2 separate regions of the Homo sapiens genome follow, and region 1 is linked to region 2. Evidence: chromatin loops called from intact Hi-C (ENCODE). Cell type or tissue: CD14-positive monocyte. All regions are shown on one strand.

Evidence for each region. A loop is a pair of places that touch in the nucleus more often than their neighbours do. Peaks named below come from ENCODE experiments on the same cell type or tissue, not always from the same donor. Only the 100,000 strongest peaks of a DNase experiment are listed, where the experiment ranks them.
Region 1: it touches region 2 in a loop (1.9-fold over the local background); 4 of 110 quality-filtered maps call a loop at or near these places.

Annotation. Positions count from the first base shown.
Region 1 is chr16:23,856,589-23,861,588 of GRCh38, reverse strand. All of the region lies in intron 2 of PRKCB (protein kinase C beta), which reads right to left. Among named protein-coding and RNA genes, the nearest start is that of PRKCB, 23 kb to the right of the region's middle. In CD14-positive monocyte, no CTCF peak of the experiment used is centred here; DNase peaks (open chromatin) are centred at 1,528, 2,878, 3,498, 4,998 and 1 weaker place; H3K4me3 peaks cover 4,361 bases; H3K27ac peaks cover 4,888 bases.
Region 2 is chr16:23,801,401-23,806,400 of GRCh38, reverse strand. No RefSeq gene overlaps it. Among named protein-coding and RNA genes, the nearest start is that of PRKCB, 32 kb to the left of the region's middle. RefSeq lists a cis regulatory region at 2,497-2,903. In CD14-positive monocyte, CTCF peaks have their summits at 2,511, 2,713 (motif pointing left) and 4,836 (motif pointing left); DNase peaks (open chromatin) are centred at 2,710 and 4,800.

The sequences.
Region 1 (5,000 bases), 55 kb before region 2:
ATGGCAGAGCAAATAACTGAGAGGCGCTTGATGACAGTGTTAAGTCTTTGATTAAACCAACCCTGGAACCACCAGCCTCCTTGTTAGGCTCGCCAGATATTCTGTTTTTAAGAACCAAAGCAGGTCAGGCATGGTGGCTCATGCCTGTAATCCCAGCACTTTAGGAGGCGGAGGTGTGAGGATTGCTTGAGCCCAAATTCAAGACCAGCCTGGGAAACACAGTGAGACCCTGTTTCTATAAAAAATAAAATAATTAGCTAGGAATGGTGGGACATGCCTGTAGTCCCAGCTACCTGGGAGGCTGAAGTGGGAGGTTTGCTTGAGCCTGGGAGGTTGAGGCTGCAGTGAGCTGTGTTTGTGCCACTGCACTCCAGCCTGGGTGACAGAGCAAGACCTTGTCTCAAAAAAAAAAAAAGAACTAATGCATCCTATCTGAAACAACCTCCAGAATTGGAGAGCTAGTAACACTTGCTATAAATAGAAGGTGAGTATGAAGAACACAATGAAAATTTAAATTATTAAATTCTAGCAGGTACATAGCTCTGAGTCTGAGATTGCTTCATTCTTTTAGCTTAAAAGGGAGATTTGCATGCATTAGAAAGATGTTTAGGACATGATAGCACCAAACTAAGACACTCTCCTTAACCCGAAGAATTAAAAGAAAAAAACATTTTTTTCTTTTTTATACTGAGTCTCATTCTGTTGCCTAGGCTAGAGTACAGTAGCGCGATCTTGGCTCACTGCAACCTCTGACTCCGGGTCCAAGCAATTCTCCTGCCTCAGCCTCCCGAGTAGCTGGGAGTACAGGCACACACCACCATGCCCGGTTTTTTTGTTTTGATTTGTTTTGTTTCTTTTTTTTTTTAGTAGAGATGGGGTTTCACCATGTTCACCAGGCTGGTCTGGAATTCCTGACCTCAAGTGATCCACCCACCTTGGCCTCTCAAAGTGCTGGGATTACAGGTGTGAGCCACCACACGCGGCCTACAAGAGAATTTCTTTTAAAACTACGTAGTTCCATGTTGTTGAATACCTTACATCATTAAAAATCTTTGAGTGCCACCAGTAACATACTTCAGATATTTTAAAAATGCACCCCTGTATTAACAACTCCCAAACATTTACCTCTATCCCTGACTTCTCATGACTTCCAGTTGCCTTTGGGCACCTACACCCGGATATGGCACAGGCACCTCATCCTCAACATACCCAACGCATAATTCTCTATCTTCTCCCCCAAGCTTTCTCTTCTTCTTGTATTCTCTGCTGCTATTCATGATATTTCTATGTATCAAGCACCCAAACCCGGACTCCCTCAATAGGTGACAACATTTATAGTACTTTTTTTTGGTACTAAGTGCCAGGGTGCCACTGCATCTTACACAAGCACTAACATATTTGATCCTGACAACTCTTATTAGGTAGGTCCTATTATCATTCACCCCTTTTTCAAAATGAAGAAGCTAAGGATAAGAAATTTGCCTGGGGTCATGAGATTTGAATGCAGGTCTGTCTAATTCCTCTTTTTTTCTGCTTCACAAAGAAAATAGAAACCACCAAGCAAGATTTCTCAACTGGCCTCAAAACTTCATTTATTTCCCACCCATTTTCCCATCACTTCTCATTTTCACCTGTGCTCTCCCCTCCATGGGTCCTTCCCTTCCTTGACAACTCTCTCGCTCTCTCTCTTTCTCTCTCTCTCTTTCTCTCTCTCTCTCTCCTAATGCTGTCAACCTCACCCCCTTGAGAAGTGCCATGCTCCCTTTGGGAACCTGGAGGTCTTTCTCTCCTGCTTTTAAAGTTTCCTGCCTTTTCTCTGCCTCCTCCAAATTTTCTATTCTTCAAGCTAAACATCCCCGGGTACTTCAACTACTTCTTCCTGCCAAGTGTCTTCTCTCTCTTGCTTCTCCCCGCACCTCACTGACATTCTTCCTCTCTCTTTCACTGCTTCCTCTGCCTCAAAACCCAACTGAGAACTCAGGCTCCTCTGTGCAGCCTCCCCAGGACCCTGGGAGGTGAGCTGCTCCTGGCATTTCTCCCCCCTCTCCACCATTACAGCACACATCACACTGAGTTATCAATGTGTGATTTATGAGTCTGGCCTACAAGTTTAGGGGCTGCTTGAGGACAGAAAGCAGCTTCCCCCTGCCCATCACAGGGCGGCTGACTATGCCAGCCAGACCACGCTGTGCTATCACTCCTTTTACACTACTCTCTTCTGAGTGGACTTTGGAAAAGATACAAAGGAGGGATCTCACACTTTCCAAATCAGACCCCACAACTTGATATGCCACCTTCTGTGCCCTGGCCAAAGACTGACCAGGGATACTGGTGGAGTAGCTGAACCTGGACCTTCAAGCCTAGGAGTCAGACCACCTGGGTTTGTTGCCCTCTTCAACTACTTAGCTTAGAGACCAGTGGCAAGTTAATTAATGTCTCCTGGGATTTGTTTGTTTAGAGAGAGGGTCTCACTCTGTCACCCAGACTGGAGTGCAGTGGTGCCATCAAAGCTCACTACAGCCTCAACCCTCACAAGCTCAAGGGATCCTCCCACCTCAGCCTCCTAAGTAGCTGTGAATATAAGCACGAGCCACCACACCTAGCTCATTTTTTTTTATTCTTTGCAGAGATGGGGTTTCACTATGTTTCCCAGGCTGGAAGCTATTTAATATCTCTAAGCCTCAGTCACTTCATGAAGTTAATAATGAGATCAACCTCCTAGGGTGCTGTGGACATTCAATGAGATCATGTGTGTGAAGCATCCAGCTCAGTGCCTCAATAAATTAGTGCAGCTCTTCAGGGAAGTATTATTCCATGAAAGTGCCTGCTGTATGTAACCCTCTTCCTTCCAAGTGACTCAACAGCTTGCATAGTTCTCAGCCTGTCCTCCCAGCCTGGTAACTTAGGCATGAAGAAATCAGCCTACTGTGATCACGTGGCCAATGAAAGTCCTCAAACTAGAAGCCACTTTCTGAATTCCTTATTCAAGGCTATGGCTAAAAAAATCTACACATGTGCAAACTCCCCCACTGGGAAAAAAAAAAAACAGTTTGATGGAAGTATTCCTCCCACTAGAGAATTTCCCCTTCCTGTCAAATGTTGCCAGTTTCATTCATTGCTGTGGCAGGCACACTTTCCTGGCCATGAGAGATGGGCCTTATCACCATCCCGTATACCAGATCCTTCCTGGTTGCCATTCTGCCACACTCTTACGGGGCCTTCCTCACCATGGTGCTCCTCTGTGACCCCCGGAGCCCTTCACCTTGGTGAACAGACAGTCTGACTCGAATGGACCTGAATTCAATCTACGCTCTGCAGTTACTTAAGCAAATGTTTTATCTTCTCTAAGCTTGCTTTCTTATCTACAAAAGGGATAAGAATAGCAGCAAATCTTAGTGGAAGGTAAAGATTCAAAGGGATAAAGTTTGTGAAAATGCCCAGCTCATTGCAGACACTGAAATATTAGCTGCCTTCATCATCATCATCATCATCCTCATCATCAACGTCATTGTCACCATCAATTCTGAAGTTACACAATCCTAAAACCAAGTCTATTTTTGAATCCTAACTGTAACTTTGGAAAAATTTCTCAATTCTTTGTGCTGTTTTCTCAGCATAAAATGGCAACAATAACAGTAGCAGCCACACAGGGCTGTTGTGAGGATTAAATAAGTTAATACATGTAAAGTACTTAGAACAGTGCCAGTCACCGAGTGAGTACTCAATAAATGTCAGCTCAAGTTAATGGCATTTGAAATCTTTGAAGACATCCAGGAAATGGAAAATTCCCTTGGCCTCTCTGTCCAATGAATAGAGATCCTTCTAGGGACTGCAGACGCACGTGCGCACACACCCACACACACACACACACTCTCTCTCTCTCTCTCACATCCTCAAGCAGGGACAAGCCTAGCCCGGATTTCATTTTTTTCTTGGACTTGACTTTTCGTCCCATCTGGAGTGCCCTGGCCCCCCTATGGCCCTTGGGCCCCAAATCAGAGACGGCCAGAAGGGAAACACAGAGAGGCCAGCTGTCATGTGGGCCCCCACCTATCAGGCACACCAGAGAACATAAACACACACTGAATCCCAGCCCTTGGAAGTCTCGGCTGGAGGCAACCCTCAGCAGAGTCCCACCATGGGGATCTGACCCACCTCCGTGCTGGCATACTGTTCCCACATCTTCTGGCGGCTCTCTGCAGCCCCTAAACACCTCCTCCTCCCTCCCTCTGTGCTGATTCTGCTCATAAAACACTTCTTTCTCAACCCACATTATCCCCCAGGATAAGCAGCTCCTTCTCTCTGCAGGAGAGGGACAGTTCTCCGCCAGCATTCGACACAGCTCTCTGACACTTCACCCGAGTGACAGGTCAGGCCAGGCAGTTCCGCCAAAACCAATCATTCCATTTCTAAAAACCTCTTATACCATACTTAAAATTCTATTTGGAAAAATAACTTTTGTCTGTGATATGTTAAAGCTGAAAGATGATAATAAAAATTATCTTGGGACATGGTGATGGGGTAAGAATAAAACTTCTAATTATAAAGAATTCAAAGCACTACATTTATATCATCTCTAAAGATTAAAAAAAAAGCCTCAACAGTCCATGGGCCAAGTTCATGAGCCCCCAGAGCCTCTTCTCTATATATTTCACAGTGATATTCGAACTACATTGACAGTTACCTGCAGTAAGAGACACATTTTACATTTTGACCCAGTTCACTCATGGCTATATATGTTTATATCAAATAAAAATTGTATGAGGCCAGGAGTAGTGGCTCATGCCTATAATCCCAGTACTTTGGGAAGCCAAGGTAGGAGGACTGTTTGAGCTCAGGAGTTTGAGACCAGCCCGAGCAACATAGGGAGACCCTATCTCTACAAAAAGTTTTAGAAATTAGCCAGGCATGATGGCATGTGCCTCAAGTCCCAGCTACTCATGAGAATGAGGTGGGAGGATCTCTTGGGCCTGGGAGGTTGAGGATACAGTCAGCTATGA
Region 2 (5,000 bases):
TGTCTGTAATCCCAGAACTTTGGGAGGCCAAAGCAGGCAGATCACTTGAGGCCAGGAGTTTGAGACCAGCCTGGCCAACATAACTAAACCCTGTCTCTACTAAAACAAAAAATACAAAAATTAGCCAGGTGTGGTGACACATGCCTGTAATCCCAGCTACTCAGGAGGATGAGGCAGGAGAATAGCTTGAGCCTGGAAGCCGAGATCGAACCACTGCACTCCAGCCTGGGTGACAGAGTGAGACCCTGTCTTAAAAAAAAAAAAAAATCCAGCTTCACACATTGTTGGTGTGAGCATAAACTGGTACAACTTCTTTGGAAGGAGATTCTGAAATAGCTATCAAAAATTAGAAATGAGGAAGAAAAAAAAATCCTTTGACCCAGGAACTCTAGTTTTGAGAATTTATCCTAGACATAAGCTGGAATCTGAGTAAAGATATTTGCTCAAAGTTATTTCTTTTGACATTATTAATAGTAGCAAAAGATGAGAAACAATGTTTCCCACTCAATGGGAGAGTGTTTGTTATATTACAGAACTTCCACAGAAGAATGCTACACAGCCATTTTTTTAAATGAGGTAGATTTTTATGGGCTCTGACATTAAGCAATTTACAAGTTGTAGCACTGGGGACATAAAAGTCTGTAGGTGACATACCCACTTGTGTAAAAAGAATGGAGGATGATATCCAGAGTTAGAGATTGAGATAGAGACACACACATAGAGACACTACAAAGATCATATCACAAGGAATTTACATAAGAGAACATTAATTGTAATTGTTTCTTGGGTGAAAGTAAGAGAGAAATTAGGTGTTCATTGTATACATTTTGTTACTCTGAATTTTACGATGTTATTTTTCTAGAAAATATTCAAATAAAAAATATTAGGAGAGCCGGGAGTGGTGGTTCATGCCTGTAATTCCAGCACTTTGGGAGGCAGAGACGGGAGGATCATTTAAGTCCAGGAGTTCAAAACCAGCCTAGGCAATATAGTGAGACCTCATCTCTACCAAAAATTATAAAATTGGCCAGACATGGTGGTGCAAGCCTGTCACCCCAGCTACTTAGGAGGTTGAAGTGGGAAAATTGCTTGAGCCCGGGAGGTTGAGGATGCAGCAAGTCAAGATTGTGCCACTGCACTCCAGCCTGGGTTACAGAGTGAGACCCTGTTTCAAAAAAAAAAAAAAGAAAGGAATTTTTAAAAAACATTTTTTTAAAATTTCCTTTCCTTTTTTTTCTCCCAGGTTCAAGTGATTCTCCTGCCTCAGCCTCCTGAGTAGCTGGGATTACAGGCATGAGCTACTGTGCCCGGCCAGAAAAAAATTTTTAAAAAGAAAAATATTTCCAGGTGCAGTGGCTCATGCCTGTAATCCCAGCACTTTGGGAGGCCGAGGCAGGCAGATCACCTGAGGTTAGGAGCTCCAGACCAGCTGGCCAACATGGGGAAACCCGTCTCTACTAAAAATACAAAAATTAGCCAGACGTGGTGGCACATGCCTGTAATCTCAGCTACTCAGAAGGCTGAGACAGGAGAATCGTTTGAACCTGGGGGGCGGAGGTTGCAGTGAGCCAAGATTGCACCACTGCACTCCAGCCTGGGCAACAGAGCAAGACCTCACTTAAAAAAAATTATATATATATATATACACACGTATATATATATACACACGTATATATATGTATATATATACGTGTGTATATATATATACGTGTATATATATGTGTATATATATACAAGTGTATATATATATACGTGTATATATATATATATACGTGTATATATATATATATGAGAGATGCCCAAGGGGGGAAAATAAAGTAAAACTCATGCATAATCCTAATTTATAGAAAATTATACAAAGTAAGACATAAAATCCCCCCGGGCTAATCACTGATAAATATTGCCTTCAAGTGCTTCCAGAATTGTTTCTGGGTTTACCCAAATGTAATTGAATAACATTTTGACTTTAATTTATGGATTTTTATACACTTTTCCTCTCCCCACTGTCTTTCCCCCAGCCAAGCAAGCAGAAAGTCAACTTTGAAAGTCCTAGTCTCTGAGGGGGTTTGTGGCAGGTCTGAAAAGCACAATAATCTCCAAGATGTCTTGGCTTTTGCCCTAAAAATCTAAGCCCATAGGAGAATGCAGAGGGTTTGTGGAAGAGCTAGAAAGAATGGAGGGATGTTTGCAGAAGTAAATGGCACTGAACAAAAGGAAGATGGTCATTTTATATTTTGTAACCGATACGAGATGTATTCCTGTCATTGGTATGTATGATTCCCCAAACACTGTTGCAAGGAACTAAGCAGGAGTGTTAGGATTCTGGGAGGTATTTACAAAATCAAATCTGTAAAGAAGGAGAGAGGGATAGAGGAGGAAGAGAGGGGTAGAGGAGAAGAAGGAAGAGGAAAGGAGAATTTAAAACCCAGCTAGTATGCCAAAAATGAGCTAAACTGAGGAGCTGAGTAATAAAACGATCAGATAAGAAAAAGAAAGTTCTGAACGAGATGAGACACAGCTTCCATTTAGTGCAAAGGACATGAAGAGGCAATTCACATGGCTTATAGACACGGGAGAAACCACTCGATCTCACACACAATTAAGGAGATGCACATTGAAACAATAATGAGATACCATTGTCTCCTATGGGACTGGCAAACAGGAGGTGGAGTCTGGCCTGTGAGCACCTCTGTGCACATCAGAAAGCAGCACCCCCTTCTGGGAGGATGTGCCTCGTGCCGGTGACCCGGGCGAGTTCTGGATTTCAGTCCTACTCCCTCGCAGCCTGGGTTTCCAAACAAGCTTAGAACCCTCTGCCAAATTATTAAAGGGTTGAGAGTTTAGAAGGAGATGTTTAGAAGGAGACAGAAAAACACTCTCCCACTCCTCAGAAAACGTTTTCTTGTTTTAACTCTGGCGTTCACACTATAATTCTAAATAATATGATTGTGCTTCTGTGTTTTGATTGATCAACTTAAAACCATATTGTCTCCATTGAAAAGAGCGAAATTTAGTTCAGCCTTATTATCCCCTTTTCCCTTGTTTCTACATCAGTTTTGTTTGATATTATTGTGGGTAAATTCCTGCGGTCACTGAATAAATATTTATTGAGAACCTCCACCTCTTTTCTGGGTGCTGGTTGTTCTAATGACTTTATTATTTATAACTTTTTAATTGCCTGCATGGCTTTAAATAATATACTTAATCATTTATTTTTTCTATTCTTATTCATATAAATTCAGGGTTTTTTTTGTTTTGTGCTTTTGCAAGTAATAGAAACTAACTACGACTGGCTTAAAAGGCATTGTAAAAAGAAAGATTATGGGATGGATACTGGGTATATTAACAGAATCCAAGGAAGGGCTGAACAACCAGGGCTTAGCAGGGCCAGCAACCAGGGCAGCTGCAGAAACTCAGCAGCAGGAATGTGCAAACTTCCTCCTAAGGGGCCACTTTTACATCTCTCATGTCAAAACCCTAAGCTCTGCTTCAGCTAGGGGTATAAGGTCATGTGGTATAGATACGGCTGCTGCTGCTGAGACCATTGCACAAAAAGGCAGATTAATTTTTTATTTGTTTTTTAGAGACAAGGTCTGGCTTTGTTGCCCAGGCTGGAGGGCAGTGGCATGATCATAGCTCACTGCAGCCTCAAACTACAGGACTCGAGTGATCCTCCCAATTCAGCCTCCCAAGTAGCCGAGACTACAGGCGTGCACCACCATGTCTGGCTAATTTTTTAATTTTTTTTTTTTTTTTTTTTAGAGACAGGGTCTTTCTATGTTACCCAGGCTGGTCTCAAACTCTTGGACTCAAGAGATCCTCCTGCCTTGGCTTCCCAAAGTGCTGGGGTTACAGGCTTGAACCACCGCACCCGGCAAGATTAATTATTGGATGACCATCTCTAGAATTGTGCCTATGACACAAATGTTCGTTGTTTTTTCATCAGAAGCTTGCTGAGTGAGAATGGGTTCAGGATCTGTTTGGAGAAAAAGCAGATAACACATCTCCCATCACATCCATGACAGAGTCCCTCTCTGGAAATCAGACTGCCTGTACCCCTGGTGTTTGGCTCTCTCTCCCTCAGAAAACATGGAAGTTTATTTGCACTCAATCGTCTGGGTCGATCCTCTCTCTCTCTCTTTTTTTTTTTTTTTTTTTTTTGTTTTTTGTTTTTTGTTTTTTTGTTTTTAATGTGGTCTTTGCTTTGGTAGACCAAACCTACAGACAATCTCTACAGAGGGAACTGCCAGAAAGTCCACCTCCTGGCCAGGCACAGTGGCTCACACCTGTAATCCCAACACTTTGGGAGGCCGAGGTGGGTGGATCATGAGGTCAGGAGTTCGAGACCAGCCTGGCCAACATGGTGAAATCCCGTCTCTACTAAAAAGACAAAAATTAGCCACGTGTGGTGGCAGACGCCTGTAATCCCAGCTGCTTGGGAGGCTGAGGCAGGAGAATCGCTTTAACCCAGGAGACCGAGGTTGCAGTGAGCCAAGATAGCGCCACTGCACTCTAGCCTGGGGGACAGAGCAAGACTCCGTCAGAAAGAAAGAAAGAAAGATAGAAAGAGAGAAAGAGAGAAAGGAAAGAAGGAAAGAAGGGAAGGGAAGGGAAGGGGGGGGGAGGGGAGGGGAGGGAAGACGGGAGGGGAGGGGAGGGGAGGGGAGGGGAGGGGAGGGGAGGGGAGGGAAGGGAAGGGAAGGGAAGGGAAGGGAAGGGAAGGGAAGGGAAGGGAAAAGTCCACCTCCTGCCTTGTGTGTTATTTTCCTGCCTGTGCACGAAAGCCCAGGTCTGCCCCCTGGTGGAAGCCACCAGACAACCTCAAGGAGGAAATTACTGCACTGCCCAGAAGGCGAAATGCCAGTTTCAGAGAGATACATGCCAATGCTTAGCCTAGAGCCTGGCACAGGCTAAGCACTATATACAGGGGTTCGCTCAAAAAAGAAAATAGATAGATCCTGTTCGTTTAAATGCATTGGCCTTAGGGTCACACCTACCTG